Linked DNA regions of Homo sapiens: region 2 is linked to region 1. The links are chromatin loops, found by intact Hi-C in ENCODE. Cell type or tissue: Calu3. All regions are shown on one strand.

Region 1 (8,000 bases):
CCCATTTACCCTTCTGTGGCTTTTCTTTCTCTACTATCATTCCAAAGACCACCAGGATGGCCAAATAATAGCTACAAGAGCTTTATTGGCAATATTGGTTATCAAGCCTGGAAGTAAAAGTCTCCAGTGTGGACAAAAGATGTTCTCTCTTTGAAGAGGAGAAGGACATATTGGGTTTTTGCCTCACAGAGCCAGTATCATCCATATTTAGCAGGTTTAGGGGAAAAGCTGTACATGTATATGAGGTGAGGTGAGTGCATAAACAATGGATAGACATATATGTAACAAATATCTCATCTTCACTTGGGAGGGCTTTAGCATTAAAATGAGGTGGAATTTTGCACTTTATGTCAAAAAGTTATCTGTAAGACACAAAGGCAGCTTCTGCACAGCCTCTATAAGCTGACTAAAACTGGCTTAAAGTCTGCAATAGCTTATCAGAAAAGGATGTTTGTAAGGCTGGTCCTCTGTGTAATCAGAGTTGTAGGTCTGGGTTGTAAATCAGGGTTGATGGCTCCTATGGTTAGGAGGTTTAGACCATAGGAATATAGATATTTGTCATGCCAGCCGGACCCTGAATCTCTAACTTGTAGATAACTGTTTTTTTAACCTTTAGGTCCATCATAATTGATAGAGGGGCATCTGGTTGGGTCTCTCACATTACATTACAATATGATTTCCTCATTTACTTTTTGGTTTTAATGTTTATCCCTCCCCAAAACCCTCAAAACATATACTACTCAGTTCCCACAAGTGACTTGAAAACTGCTAACAGTGTTATCTTAGGTTGGGTTCTTCCAGAAAGAGTGCAGAATTCAGGAGTAAGATTTTTATTATTAAGTGCAGACAACACCATTAGGAAAGTGAGTAGGAAGTGTTACAAAGAGAAGAAGAAGCCAAGAGAGACACATTATTAAGCCAGGTACCATAGTGGCCACTGAAGTTTAAGCTTGTGGGTAACTCTGGGAGGCTGTGCGAAACACTTGCCTCAGATTTATCTCACCTGAAGGGCCAGGGAGCTGGAATATTCATAAGGAAATTTCTGAGAGTCCCTGGTGGAGGGAATGTTAAGTCTTTGCACTTTGTACTAAGCATAAGCAGTCTTCTGTTCTGGAAGAAACCCTTAGGCATAGAAATACAGATTCCAGTAGTTGGAATTTGGCCAGAGCACAGTGAAAAGTTGCTATTAGTATTATCTCCATATTGAAGAGCTGCTCAATTGACTGTTTAAAAAATTATTTATTTATTTATTTATTTATTTTACTGAGGATAGTGTGTGGTCTATGCTATCCATGTTGAAACCAGAAGTAAATTTTATTTCCAATAAAAATATGCTTTATGATAGCCCAGTGGTCGATTAGATATGTATGTTCAGTCGCTTGTGTTTGGAGTAAAATAGGTGTATAATCATCTCTCTCTGCAATCTTATGTGGTCTCTCCTGAGACTGATTCCTTATCCTTTGTGGATGTTGAATCAAGATTATTGCAAAGAGCAAATCTGGGTGTAGAGCCCAAAGCATGTTCCAATTTAGGAGAGAGAAATAAGGACATGCAAAGGCTTCAGAACAATCCTACAAGGAGCCTTTTTTTTCTCCTTTATGTGCTCTGCCATATATTAATCCTTTTTTCTACCACTGCTACCAAGTATAGTTTTGTTTGTCTGAAACTAGGAGTAAGCAGGAGGCAGAGTAGGGTGGGACTGGGATGTGAGCCCCTTCAATGGCATTCCCCATTCATAAAAAAAAAAAAGAGTACCTGGCTGAACATAACTAAGACATTCCAGGACAATTGAATACTAGAATAAAAGACAGTTCAAGTTGGGAAGAAGCCTAAAAATATCTAATCTACTAGTTGCCAAACGTGGCTGCACATTAGATTTACATGAGATTTATGACCCCTGCTCCTCTTCCTGGACCAATTAAATCAGAATATCTAGTAATGTGATCCAACTGTCTATATGTTTATAAATCTCCAGGTGATTCTAATGGGCAGATAAGACTGAGAATTGCTGTCTAAGGCAACCCCTTCATTCTGTCAATGAGGTAACTGGGACTCAGAGCGGTGATGTGACACCTAATTACTGACTAGAACAGGGGTCCTGACACTTGGTCCATCATTGTTCTTTCCTACTTTGAATACATCTTCCACCCTAATGAATGCAAGTGTAATAAGACATATCAGTAACATGGGTGTGTACTACATGTTCATTGTTCTTAGAGGCAAACAAGCCAGTAGCACTCTGGCTTCATCCTCTAATATTGCCGTCTGACAATGACTCTCTGAACCACTAATGTCAAGTGGCATTTACCATGAGCAAGTAATCTCTTTTGGAAGATGGTTTAACTGAACCTGAAGCTTCCAACAACTTTCTATTGCTTAGGTGGGGAAAGACCTTACCTGATGGCTGTGTATATTCCTCTGAATATGTGGAAAAATAAAATATAAGGTATTTCATGTTCCCATGGTTTGGAGTGGCACGATATGGTGGTAAATATATTTTCCTTTGCATTATTCATTAAATATTATATGTGTATCCTCATGCTATATAATTAAAAGCATTGCAAGTATTATGCAGGTGGGTAAAATGATATAAGTTTATAATATGGATGAGAATTTTGTAGCAAACAGTAATTTGTTCATAAGCCCCAGTAGCTTTCAAAAAGAGAAGTGGTAACAATAAAATGGAATTCAAGGTAACGGTAAATATTTTGGAAGACTTTAACTCAGTGTACTTGTGCTATTATTCATTCGTTCTTTCATTTATTCATCACACACTTATTTTACTCTACTGCTCAATGAGTTTCCATTGAGCACTGGCATTCCAGTTTTGAGTGGGAGGTCATAAAGTGTGAAGTATTGATAATAATGCTCTGGATCAAGCTTGTCCAACCCATGGCCTGCCTGTGGCCCAGGACGGCTTTAAATGTGGCCCAACACAAATATGTAAACTTTCTTAAAACATTATGAGATGGTTTTTTTTTATGATTTTTTTTTCTTAGCTTATCAGCTATCATTAGTGTTACTGTGTTTTATGTGTGGCCCAAGACAATTCTTCTTCCAATGTGGCTCAGGGAAGCCAAAAGATTGGACACGCCTACTCTAGATGCTTTGGCATCTGAGCTGCTTTACCTTTTTCAAATATACATGAAACCAGTTTGCACGCAATCAGCAAAATTGCCCTTTCTCCTCTTTATTAGGATGATTTGCAACTAAAAGAAACCTTAAGCCAAAATGGGCTTGAAGAGTAAGGAAATGCATTACTTCATATAGCAAGAAGTCCAGAGGTTATGGAGACTCCAGGGCAGGTTGGCTCTGTGGCTCAGCAATGTCATAAAGACAGAGCTTCTTTTCATCTCTGTCTGTTTTGTCATCTTCAGTGTTGGCTTCATCCTCTGGTTGTTAGCAAAATGGCCCAGCAGTTTGCAGAGTAGCCTCCTGAAGCAGCAGTGACCAAAAGAATAAGAGAGTGTTGCTGTTCTGGGAATCTTAAGTACAATAAAATTCTCCCAATGCCTCCCCAGCTCCCCCAGAAGCCTTTCCCTCATGCCTCACTGACTGAAGCTGCATGTATGTCCATTCGTGAACTACTCATTGGAAGAAGTCCTGGGAAGAGCTTGATTTGCTCAGACAAGTGGTTTCCAACCTTTTATTTCTTAAACTTCTTGGCACATATAGAAATCTATAATATTTGTCTGACGAACTGGGATACATGTTCAGAACTGCTTAAGGCAGCAGTGAACGATCTGAGACCCTAGGCTCTGTGGGGTGGTGACAGCAATGTCTCAGTCACACCTGGAATACATTTGTTATATACTGGTGTGGGAGGGCAGGACTTCACAGACTTTAATATGTACGTGAATCATCTGACAGATGTTGTTTCAGTGCACATTGTGATTGAGTAGGTCTGGGGAAAGGAGATAGCCTGCAATTCTAACAGCTGCCAGATGAGGGCAAAGCTGCTGGTCTGCAGATTACACTTTGAGATGCTAGTGTGTATTAACTAGTGGGAAGGTTTTTTCGTAGGCTGATCACCTAGGGTGGAATGCTTGTTGAGGAGTAAATAAGAATGTCCCCTATATACACTTAATGTTACTCTCTTTTTGATACCTAATTTGACAAAAGTATAATTAATTTTAAATAAAATGTTGAGATGGGAAAATTAAGTAATGTTTTAAGTCACATATCAGAAAGTCTCATCTGCAATGGAAAAATTGGCCTAATACTTTCTCTATGAGGATGCAAGTTGCATTGACCAGGGCTCTTCCTTGACACTTACATTTTTGGCAAAGGGATGATTCTATCTTGCAAGCTATTTTCTGTAAACAACCTTCATGCCTCACTCAAATGATAAATAAGGAAACCCCAAATCAGATAAGCAATACATGCATACAACACATGTTTCTCCTTCTGTTTTCTCTGACCTCTGTAACTATGTAAGCCTCTTTGGGTTATTTATGAATGATTTAAAGGCATAGTAAAATTATGCACATATTAATGAGTGCTCATAAGAATGCTAATGAAGAAAACTAAGCCTAATATTTTCTATAGATTTCTCCAGAATGTTTTGATCCAAGTTAAACCTTCTGTAGACTATTGAAGTTGAAACACCTTTTAGTAATGCTTGTAACAATAGCAGCTGGCAGGGAGAAGTAGAGCTGCATATTATTTTGCAGGAAAGTGAAATAAGAGCCTGTATTTATGAAAAGAAATCCCAGTGAAAATTGTCATTTAAGGAGATTTATATATTTAGATTTAGATATACAGTTGCTATAAAAAGTTTAAAAAGCCCCAGAGGGATGATACATTCAGAAGAGGTGAGGGTAGAATCTTAGCAAGTGCAAGGCAATGAGACATCAAACACTTAAAGCTTGGTTTAGTATGTACATACCCATCTAGTTATTTGCTATTGTTCTACTGTTTTGCATGTGTCTCTCCTGGTTTGTCCTCTAAACTTGAAGATGCTAGAAGGCATGTGTCTTATCTTCTATCGCCATTATGAGTCTCCAAGGGCTGAGCACTTGGAACCACATGAGGGAAAGTCTGTGTGCCTCCAAACAAAAAAGAAAAGAAAAAATAAAAGCTTCAGAGGCAAATAGATTTGTGTGTGTGGAGGGGTGGGGGGTGGGGGTGGGGGCGGTGGGTAGAACTTTTGACATAGTGAAAATATTACATTATTTTCTCTGAGTAAATTGAGTCACTGGAAAATAGTTAGCATGTATATTTAGATACTTTATTTTCAGATTCCGTTTTTGGCCTTATATGAACTTCCCTATGGATTCTTTATGGTGTTTACATTACCCTCTACATCAGTCAGAGCTAGAAACCAGACAGGAAGCATCAAGCCCTGTGAAAGAGAGTAAAAGGGGAAAAGTTTGATTCAGTCCTTTTAATGTATCGGTGTGGTCAAAAGAGATTGGACCTTTTTATTGACTACTGAATTGCTAATTCTGTGTATTTGTCAACTTTTAAAATGTTGGTTTTTATGTAGTTGATTAGGCCATGTCTATATGAAACTGAAACAAATGGCAAGTTCAATAAAGTCCAGGGAAAATAATTTATGAAAATAGAACATTTACTGGTTTGAATGTAAGACCTATCTGGATCTGTCTAGATTCTGGCTCCTCACCCTTGGGATTACAGGGATTAATATTTAAGTCTCCCATGTCTAAGAGATCAAACCAGAAAGGTAATTGAATAGAACACTGAATAATTCTGGCGAGAAAAATTAGTCAAGTTAGCTGCATAACGCTAAATAGAGATAGCGAAGTACTAAGAGAAAGAAAACTGAATAGAAATAGTTTTGTAATGTAAAAGTGAAATATGAACATTCTGAATTCAATATGCGATCCTCTTTGCATGAATTATTATCAGTCATTTGTAATGCACATTATTCAGAACATCGGAAAAATCTTTCCTGACTTATTTCTTAATTAAAAGAAATGAGCATTTTTAGTTTTTATATAATTTATATCATTTACGTGTCACAAAATTCCCATAATTCTGTTGGCCTTAATCATCAAATAAGTATTGCTGTGCTTAAATACAATCACTTTGCATCCCTCCTCTCCAGCAGATGTTATAAAAGAAACTATCACAGCTGGGGGAAATTGATATGCAAAAGTATAAAACTTAGCAGTGAAAAGATTAATTTTTAATGCCCTTGATTCTTGAAAACTTTAAACTTTTTTCACAGTAAGGACAGTGGTTTCATTGTCTGGTGGGCAGTGGACAGGTGATAACGTTCTGCTCTATTTTACTTTGTGATGAACCAAAGAGCACCGGTTGTTTCTCTAATGACTTTGTAAGAGATGCTTCAATGCTGAAACATTAGCTGCATCTTTTGGACTACTATGATGGGGAAGTGAGAAGTAGTTTTAATAACTTGCTAAAATTATCACCATTAGAGTGAATGAAGCACTAAAATATCCATACCAGATGTTTCAAATGGTTAGATTTGGGGGAAAACATACAATTAATTTACATTTTAGTACTAAGTACAAATTTTAATTTACTCTGATTAACTACTTTATAGCCCATCTAGAAGACTATTTGAAGGAGTTATGGAAAAGCTATAAAAGAAGTTGTAATTGAGAGATGACACTTTATTGGCATAGAAGCAGAAGAGTTTTATGCCCAATGCCCATATTGCTTAGAAGGTTCAAGTTTCACTTTCCCAGAACCTATTATTGAATTACAGACTTGGAATCAATATGGGAAGCAGATTAACTCACTTAATTACAACAATTTTCACCAAGGTTTAATCTCTTCACAGACCAGGTAAATGTTCTAATCCATGACCTTATACTTTGTCCTTACTATACTTGCTGAGCAAAAGGATAAACAGATTTCTTGTTACAAATTATTATAAAAGAGACGGGACAAGTGGAAATGGGTGGTTGAGCTCCTCAGCTTTCCCGTGGATGAAAACAAACAAACAAAAAACACTGGGAAGTATGAATGCTGTTGAAATAGCATGTTCAAAAATCTTAATATAACACCTGGCATGTAATGATAGGTAGCCATTATTATTAATCACGATGCTAGTAAGGATGCTGAAAGAAGAGCACTGGAAACTCCATGATGTTGCAAATTTTCTTCAAGCCCAAACCGTTGTAAGCTAGTGGGCCTCTGGCCAGCTCTCAGCTACAGAATACATTATTTGGACTAGTCAGTGTTTGCTACCAGCTGTCAATTTTTAAAATTAGTTGTCAAGATTTTAAAATTAGAATTTTCTGCATTAAAATTTGGATTCCCAATATTCCTTTAAAAATCAGAATGTCTGGCACTCTTCAGCTGAATCTGAGAATGTCTATAGTCTTTAGACAGAGTATACCAGTATAATGACTGTCTTCCCTCCCTCTTCCACCAGCCCTTCCTATTTCTTTATTTTTCTTTACTTTTTTTTTTTTTTTTTTTTCTTTTTTGAGACAGAGTCTCACTTCATCACTCAGGCTGGAGTGCAATGGCACAATCTCAGCTCACTGCAACCTCTGCCTCCCAGGTTCAAGTGATTCTCCTCTCTCAGCCTCCCAAGTAGCTGGGATTACAGGCACTTGCCACCACGCCTGGCTAATGTTTTATATTTTTAATAGAGGCAGGGTTTTGCTGTGTTGTCCAGGCTGGTCTTGAACTCCTGACCTCAGGTGATCCACCAGCCTCGGCCCCCCAAAGTGCTGCAATTATAGGTGTAAGCCACTGCACCTGGCCAGCTCTTCCCATTTCTAAGACAAACATCAAAAGCCAGGCTCATCCCTTAATATCTGTGATTTGGAGAGGGAATTCAAATACACATCCACATTTCATATGTTTAAATTGTTAAGTTATAAAACAAGCCAACAAACTGTTATATAAAATACGTTTTATCCTTCTGCCTTGACAAATACACCTTCATAACTACCCAGAAAGCTAAATTCAAATTTGTGATCCTCAAAGTTCTGGGGTGGCACGTGGTGCCATAGGAAGAGCCCGTCTTCACACTGTGGTTTGCACTTCTGCTTGTT
Region 2 (8,000 bases), 540 kb before region 1:
GCTTACAGTTGTGAAGTTTTTAATACAGATGCTCCTTGACTTACAATGGAGTTACATCCTGATAAGCCCATCTTGAAAATATCATAAGTAGAAAATGCTTATAACACACCTAACCTACCAAACATCATAGCTTAGCCTAGCCTTGCACATGTTTAGAACATTTACATTAGCCTACTTTTGGGCAAAATCATCTAACACAAAGTGTATCTTATAATAAAGTGTTGAATATCTCATATAATTCACTGAACGCTGTACTAAAAATGAAAAACAGAATGGTTGTATGGTTACTTGAAGTGTGGTTTCTACTAAGCACATATGGCTTTTGCACCATCATAAAGTTGAAAAATTGTAAGTCAAACCATTCTAAGTTGGGAACCATCTGCATTTTGAAAGCATTTGTATAGCGTTTGTTTTTAGCCTAACCCACTGCATCCTGTGTTTGACATTATTGTAATCCAATGTACAATTTTATGTTAATAAGATGATGTGACTGTATCCTGGTATACCTGAAAGGATGCATATCTAATGACCTAGGTTGGAAGGTGAATTCTTGGTATAAAAGGCAATAATTGCTTTTGGTTAATGATTCATACAAAAAATAACTGTATTTTACATATAAATTTAAATACCCATAATTCATAATTGAATGATATGCATCTTATTTTAATTTGAGGAAGTCTAACATTAAAAGATTTATACAGAAAAAATACAACAAATATTTAACAGAAGAAAATTATAATTACAGAGTTTTAGGAGCTCATCTGAAATATATCTGCAGAGTGGGTTGATAGAAGAGTCACAAAACATAATATATGCAAAAAGGAATAAAAGCTATTGAAAAATCACTTCCCTTTTTTCCCTTTATTTTAATCATAAAAATCATGAAAATAGTTCTATAAACATGAGTGAGCTAAAAAATATTACCAGAGTATTAGTTACTAGAGAAACAGAAATGAAATTTGAAGATGAGATTTATCATCTTCTCACTTTAATTTGTACTCCTGCTGTACTGTAAATGTAATAGCCATCAACATGAAAAACGTAACAGATTGATAATACCATTGAGTTTTAATTAAACTACTGAAATGAAAAGGACCCAGATGGATAACTGGAAAATGTAGTTATCCTTTATGAAATGTGTGGGATTGCCCGTTTGCTCTGTTTCTTGTAGATTAATACTCTGCCAAAAATAGTGCACCATCAGAAGATTTACTAAAAATTAATCATTTCAGTTTGTAAAACAGATGGTTGCTTTAGTTTATTTAATTTAGTTTTGAGACACTTATCACTCTAAATCAGAGATTGTTTCCTTCCTGTCCCCACTTGCTATGACTTCCCACTTCTGCAGCTTTCTACATAAATCAATCAATAGTATTAAAGTACGTACATCTTGTTTTTCTATATAGTCATTGGTCTTATGTATTTACTTCAAAATGTCAGGTCTTTGTATGTCATCTTAGTAGGTTTTAGGTTCTGTGCATTCATAAGTTAAAACAAAAATGCAATAACATCTTTTAGAAGCCACTCAGGAAATTTTCATCACTCCTCAAAATAACAACCACTGATGTCAGCTCAATTAAGGCAGGAGGAAGTGGTATTTTGTCTTATCAGCTTGATGTAAGGCTAAACTAGCTACTTAAGATTTAGGAGTAAGGTTTTCAGGTGTTTTAGGAGGTAGGTGCTGGTGTCCACAACTGCAGACTGCTGGCCTATTTGTGACTCAGAGCACCAGGTGTTCCCTGTGGGGTAGTTGCTTGCAATGAAGCTGTTGTAAACATGTGTGAATTTCCAGTTTCTGACTCCTGTGTCGCATGACTAGATGAAGATGACCTTTATGCAGTAGCAGAACTGGACATAAACGTTGAATTAGAAACATAACATTTTCATGACAGCTACAGAGAAATAAGACAGATGAGCTTAATCACAGAGAAATCCTGTTTGTTTTTAATTCTAAGATTAACTCTTTAGGGTATGGAAGAAGGTGGTTGTTGGCCTGCAAAGGGCATGAAAATCAAGTTTGTGGTTATGTGTGTTTTATGACCTGCACTGTGAGGAAGACACAAAAGCACATCTCTGCTCTGCAAGTTCTTATAACCAAAATGGAGAAATGGCAGAACAAATAGGAAATAATCAATTACTATATAAATGATTCCACATGAATGCTGTAAGAATTCAAGGAAGGGAGAGATCAGTATGAGTTGCATATAAAAATAGGACAGAATTGGAGCATTAGGCTATAATGAATTATTGGGATTTGGAACAGAGAGAGTAGAGCATTTTAGGCAATAAAATTAGCACAATCAGAGGCCTAGAGGAGAATAACTGTGGCATGATCAGAGACTGTTAAGTATCCCAGAAGAATGGTTCATGCGAAGGAATAGTAGCAGATAAAGTTGGCTGGATAAGGGAGGGCCAGCCACTGAAGAAGCTTTAAGACTAAATGGCAGAGGTTTGATCTCTATGACAGGCCATACAAAACCATGATTGGTTCTTGAATCTAGAAGTAATGTGAAAGTATAGTGCTGGGAAGATGAATCTGAAAGTGGTACCCAGCTAGAAAATGACTGCCAGCATCCAGGCTGATGGATGTAGCTGAAGAATGAATAATGATTTGTGACTTTAGAGAGATGTTAAAGTATATCAGCTCTAAAGAGTAAAGAGTCCAAGATGCTGACATGGTCTTTGTGTAAGCCAGTCTTTGTGTCTGCTCAGAGAGAAAAAATACCACAGATATTTTAAAGAATCGGCCTGAGCCAGGACTAAAGGGGCACAGGTCTCAGCTTAAGACAAATAGGAAATAATCAATTATTATATTATTGATTATATATTTATAATCGATATAACACAGGCCTAAGAGACGTCTGCCCCTTTAGTCCTGTCTCAGGCTGGTTCAATATAGTACTACATTCCCCAGAGCAGTCATTGTCTAACAATGACTATTTATCTCAGTCTGGGCCAATAATAGTGCTTTCCCAGAACTTTTTTTCCTGATTGTTCTGGTTAGAAAAAGCCATTTTTCTTCTAGTCACGAGGCCATAAATATTTAAGACTGGATATGTTTGCCACAATTTTTAACAGCCTCATGGGACTGAATGAAGAGATTGAAGCCCCAAAGTGGCCCCAAATGTAGCCCCAAAGTAGAAGGTTGTAAAGGTCAGATCAATGACAAGTAGGTCGAAGGGAAATATGTATATACATGTGTGTATGTGCAGCTATATATACATGCACACATACATGCATGTGTTAGTACAGCCCTAGAATGCAAACCTCACTAGCCGAATTTTACAATTGAGGAAATTATTGCTCAGGGAATATAGTAATCTGGTCAAGGTTAAATTGCTACTTACAAGGTGGATTAAGAATCAAAGTTTAAGTTTGTTTGGTTCCAAACCAGTGCTCTTTTCTCTTCATGAGACTGCCTCTTGTCAAGGTGATGGTGGAGGTTCATGCTCCATGTTTGGGCTAATGCTAGTTATATTGTGTTTTCCTGATCTTTCCCTCATGCTGGGAGGGTGTATTCTCAGCAAACACAGCCGCTATTGGTCTGCTTGGTGCTGTGGGAAGTTGACTTTTTGCTCCCCATGTCCCTGTGATTCTCTGTTGTATAAAATATGCAGAGCTTTACCTCCTAATAGATGTCACGAAAAGTGTTTAGTCAAACACTAGCCAATAAAGATCCATATAATCCATATAACAGTCCATGATACATTCTACATTAACAATGAAAAAAGTAGACTGTATTGTGCAAACCAAGAGGCAGTAAAAGTAAACCAGGACTAGCTTTTAATATATAACACTTATAGTATATTGGCACATTTAGTTCAGAGGTTTTAATAGATGGAGAAAACAATTTTAGATATTTCAAATAACATTTTAGGCATTTTGCAAATCATTTAATGTAGAAAGTAATAGTTCTGATATTATTTCAATTACCTTTAATGCAGATTTACTGGACCTAACATTTAAAAAATTATATTTAACATAGATAGGACTGGTTCTGATACTTATTTCAAGTACATTGGTGGCTTTCCTTTTTCTTGATATTATTATATCTTTCTTTAAGCCTCTTTGGTATAATTTTCCAAAGTCTTGTTTCTCAAAGTAACACACTAATTATTGATAATTTACCTGAAATTCAAACCTAAACTCAACAGTCAATTTTTAGCTCATTGTAGAAATCAAAGAGTGAGATGGAAAGAGGAAAGATAAGAAGAAGAAAATTATTTTCCTAAGGAAATTTTACTAAAAATTGAAAGAGATAGAATGAAAAAAGGATAGATGTGCAAATTAATCTGCAAATTAATCCCTGAGTTGAAATTATTTGAGTCATGGCAGGAAGATATGGAAACAGTGAAAATACAGTTCACCCTTGAACACTGTGGGGGTTTGGGGCACTGGCCCCTGCGAAGTCAAAAATCTGCTTATAACTTTTGACTGTTTTGAAACTTAACTAATAGGCTATGGTTGACAGGAAGCTCTACTGATAACATAAACAGTTGATTAACCTATTTTGTATATTATATTTTATATACCATATTCTTACAATTAAGTAAGCTAGAGAAAAGAAAACATTATTGAGAAAATCACAAGGAAGAGAAAATATATTTATTATACATTAAGTGGAAGTGGATCATCTTAAAGGTCTTCATCCTCATCCTCTTCATGTTAAGTAGGCTGAGGAGGAGGAAGAGGAGGGGCTGGCCTTGCTGTCTCAGGGGTGGCAGACACAGAAGAAAATCCACATATAAGCGGACCTGTGCAGTTAAACCTGTGTTGTTCAAGGTCAGCTGTTCAGTGTGAATTTGTAGAGTTGGGGGAGAAATCAGGTGGTAAGGAAGGATGAAAGGGGCTCAATAGCTTCCCTTTCAGGCCACCAGGAGGAGGTAATGTTCCAGAAAAGCTTGGAAGGCACCAGAGGCAGTAGGGTCGACTTGGTGCAGATAAAGCATGGGTGGCTTTCACAGTGGTTAAAAGAAAGGCGGTTTTGGAAGTCCAGCTTCTGTTACTGGAGGAATGTCTTAATATCAGACTTGATTCCAGGAGTGACTTCTGCATTTGTAGATTATATATTTTGCCCGCCATTCCTTCCTTCCTTCCTTCCTTCCTTCCTTCCTTCCTTCCTTCCTTCCTTCCTTCCTTCCTGTTCAACATTGACTGTTTCGTTTTTCTGTAATACATTTTCAAGTTGTTTGGACTTGGAAAATAAAAGATAACTTCAGATCTATTATGATTACTATCTAGTGGTTGTCAGAAAATTCTTAGTTTAGCCGGGCGTGGTGGCTCACACCTGTAATCCTAGCGCTTTGGGAGGCCCAGGTGGGCAGATCACCTGAGGTCAGGAGTTCAAGAGCAATCTGGCCAACATGGTGAAACCCTGCCTCTACTAAAAAAGAATACAATAATTAGCTGGGCATGGTAGCTGGCGCCTGTAGTCCCAGTTACTCAGGAGCCTTAGGCAGGAGAATGGCTTGAACCCAGGAGGCAGAGGTTGCAGTGAGCCGAAATCACACCACTGCACTCCAACCTGGGTGACAGAGGGAGACTCTGTCTCAAAAACAAAAAAACAACAAAAGAAAATTCTTAGTTTGTGAAGAGACTCCAACTGGCTTTTTTTTATTATTGATAGATTTTAATTGCATCGCTATCTTTTTAATAATCAATCTCTTCTTCTCTGTCCCTTTCTCTCTGTTCCCTGTCCCCCCATCCTTCAGTATTATCACAGATGTTAAGTCTACTATATTCTCTTTTCATATTCTAATGCTTAATTGTATTAATCTAATTGATATTGAACCTAACTGAAAATTTTATTCAGTTCCTAATGTATTCTACTGACCCAGAGTGGCAGATTACTAAGAAATAAGTGTAAAACCACACAGATCTTCCAAATTCATAGCTATTTAGGTTGCGCTATTAACTGAGGTTCCCAAGCTAGAAGTGTTTTCTCTCTCTTTGGAGATATACCAATTCAGAAATTCAGACAGTTTGCCAGGCAGCCTTTCTCTACAAGCCTCATTGACACAAAAAGGCATTAGTCTAATTAAATTAGGGGCTATTAAATCCACAAATTAGCATACAAAGTTAGAAAAATCAATATCTTATTAGTTTCAAAACCTTTTATCTAACTCCTCTTGAGTTTTTTTCCAGAAACTTTTTATAGTAAATGACATGAAAATTGATTTAAAGCTTTCCAAAAATAGGTAATCAATAATTGTTTTCTAGTCATAGAGAAATTCATTAACTTCTATACTTATTGCATTGCCACATATTTTTATTGAACTCTTTTCTAATCACATTATTTTTGGCTGAAAACATGTTAGCTATAAAAAGTCATGAAATGAGAAACATAACAATATAAAGACTTTGTTTAGGTATAGTAGTTAATGGATTGTTCAGAACAGTGGAACACTCTCATTTCCAGTAAAAATAAAAATTTATGTCTTTCATTGTTTTACACTTAAACATGGATAACTTCACTGCATTATCATTGCATAAACAAATTATTGGCAAATGAATCTGTAGACCTGCAGAAGTTATATTTGTTTTGTTTAGCAAGAGGTTAGGAAGCTCAGTATCTTCTGTAGATGAAGATAGACAACTATCATATATGCACTAGGGAAAATTTATTATGAAGATAGACAAAAATCATATATGCACTAGGGAAAATTTATTACAAAAAGAAGAAATTATTGGCCATTGTCAACTTTAGAAAGTAAGTGTAGTGGAGCAACAATAGATTAGGCATACTTAAGTCATTTTAGAATTTTAGCATACAATTTACCTTTTCTTTTGAGTGCATTTAAAACTTTAATTATTTTGACCTATCTTAAAATTTCTACCAGTTTATTTTACAAAAGTGCTAAATCATTTGTATTAAGATTTTTATCTCATAAATCATTTAAGAATTTTAGCAAATAGACAGATTAATAGTAATTTATAATGCATTATATGTGGAGAATTTAAGAAACTTTCAAAATTAAGGTGAATATAAAAGATACATTCTTCCAAGGTAAAACTGTGGTATTTATGAGGAGTTTGATTATGAGAATAGGATCATGGATTCAAAGGCAATTAGAGGTTCATATTCAGACTTAACAGCATTCAAACACTTCTAAGAAATGATTCAGATATAAAACTACCTTTTTTTCTGTGTTCAAATTTCATTTCATATTTGTATTTATGCAGAACACTTTTTCTCTCTTTTGAGCCTTTGTTATTGGCTTTTGAGTGAGACCCTTTTGAACACTGATTTCACTACCTCCCAGTGGTGGTGAAAATTACTACACTTTTCTGAGCCTCAGTTTTTTAATCTGCATGATGGGGTCATTAAACCTTCATCATGGTATTGTGGTGAGGATTCAAAGAGGAGACTCTATAGAAAGTGTTTAGCGCTTGCCAATAACAGAGTAGTTATTATTTTGTCATTTTTATTCTCCATGATGTAGGGAATAAAACTGGATGGAAGATTTGAATATGTTCTGAGATTCACCAATCACTAGCTACTTTAAGCCATTGATGTATCAACACAATGGGTGAGTTTAGGGGCAGATATTTTTAACTTGATGAAAAAAATCCATGGATTAAAAGACATTAGTATATTGAGATTCAGATTGTGAACCCAGTGTCATTTCTCCAGTATGAAGATGTTATATGTGACTGGTATAATTTACTGTTCCCAAAGCCATGAGGACTGCTGACGAAGTCTGTCATACTCTGGGGATTGGTAAGAACCTGGAGAAAGAGAAGAAAAGAGTGTGCTCTGTGAAGGGGGGACAGTTGGGACAATTATGGCCAGGTATGCTTGGGCATATGCCAAGCTATTTATTACATTCTATAATAATTATATATTCTATTATATAATTACATATAATATAGTTATAATATGTAATATATAATCTTATATAATTATAATTATATAATTATATATTCTAGAGAATATTCTAAATATATTATCTATATATTTTAAATTTAGAAATATATATTTCTAGAAATATATATATAGT

The links. Hi-C counts contacts between places; a loop is a spot of excess contacts. Peaks named below come from ENCODE experiments on the same cell type or tissue, not always from the same donor. Only the 100,000 strongest peaks of a DNase experiment are listed, where the experiment ranks them.
Region 2: it touches region 1 in a loop (2.5-fold over the local background); 6 of 110 quality-filtered maps call a loop at or near these places.

The regions. Positions count from the first base shown.
Region 1 is chr2:137,463,514-137,471,513 of GRCh38, forward strand. The region is part of intron 15 of THSD7B (thrombospondin type 1 domain containing 7B); the gene reads left to right. Among named protein-coding and RNA genes, the nearest start is that of HNMT, 500 kb to the right of the region's middle. In Calu3, no CTCF peak of the experiment used is centred here; a DNase peak (open chromatin) is centred at 3,948.
Region 2 is chr2:136,928,028-136,936,027 of GRCh38, forward strand. The region is part of intron 2 of THSD7B (thrombospondin type 1 domain containing 7B); the gene reads left to right. Among named protein-coding and RNA genes, the nearest start is that of THSD7B, 170 kb to the left of the region's middle. In Calu3, a CTCF peak has its summit at 4,829 (motif pointing right); a DNase peak (open chromatin) is centred at 4,884.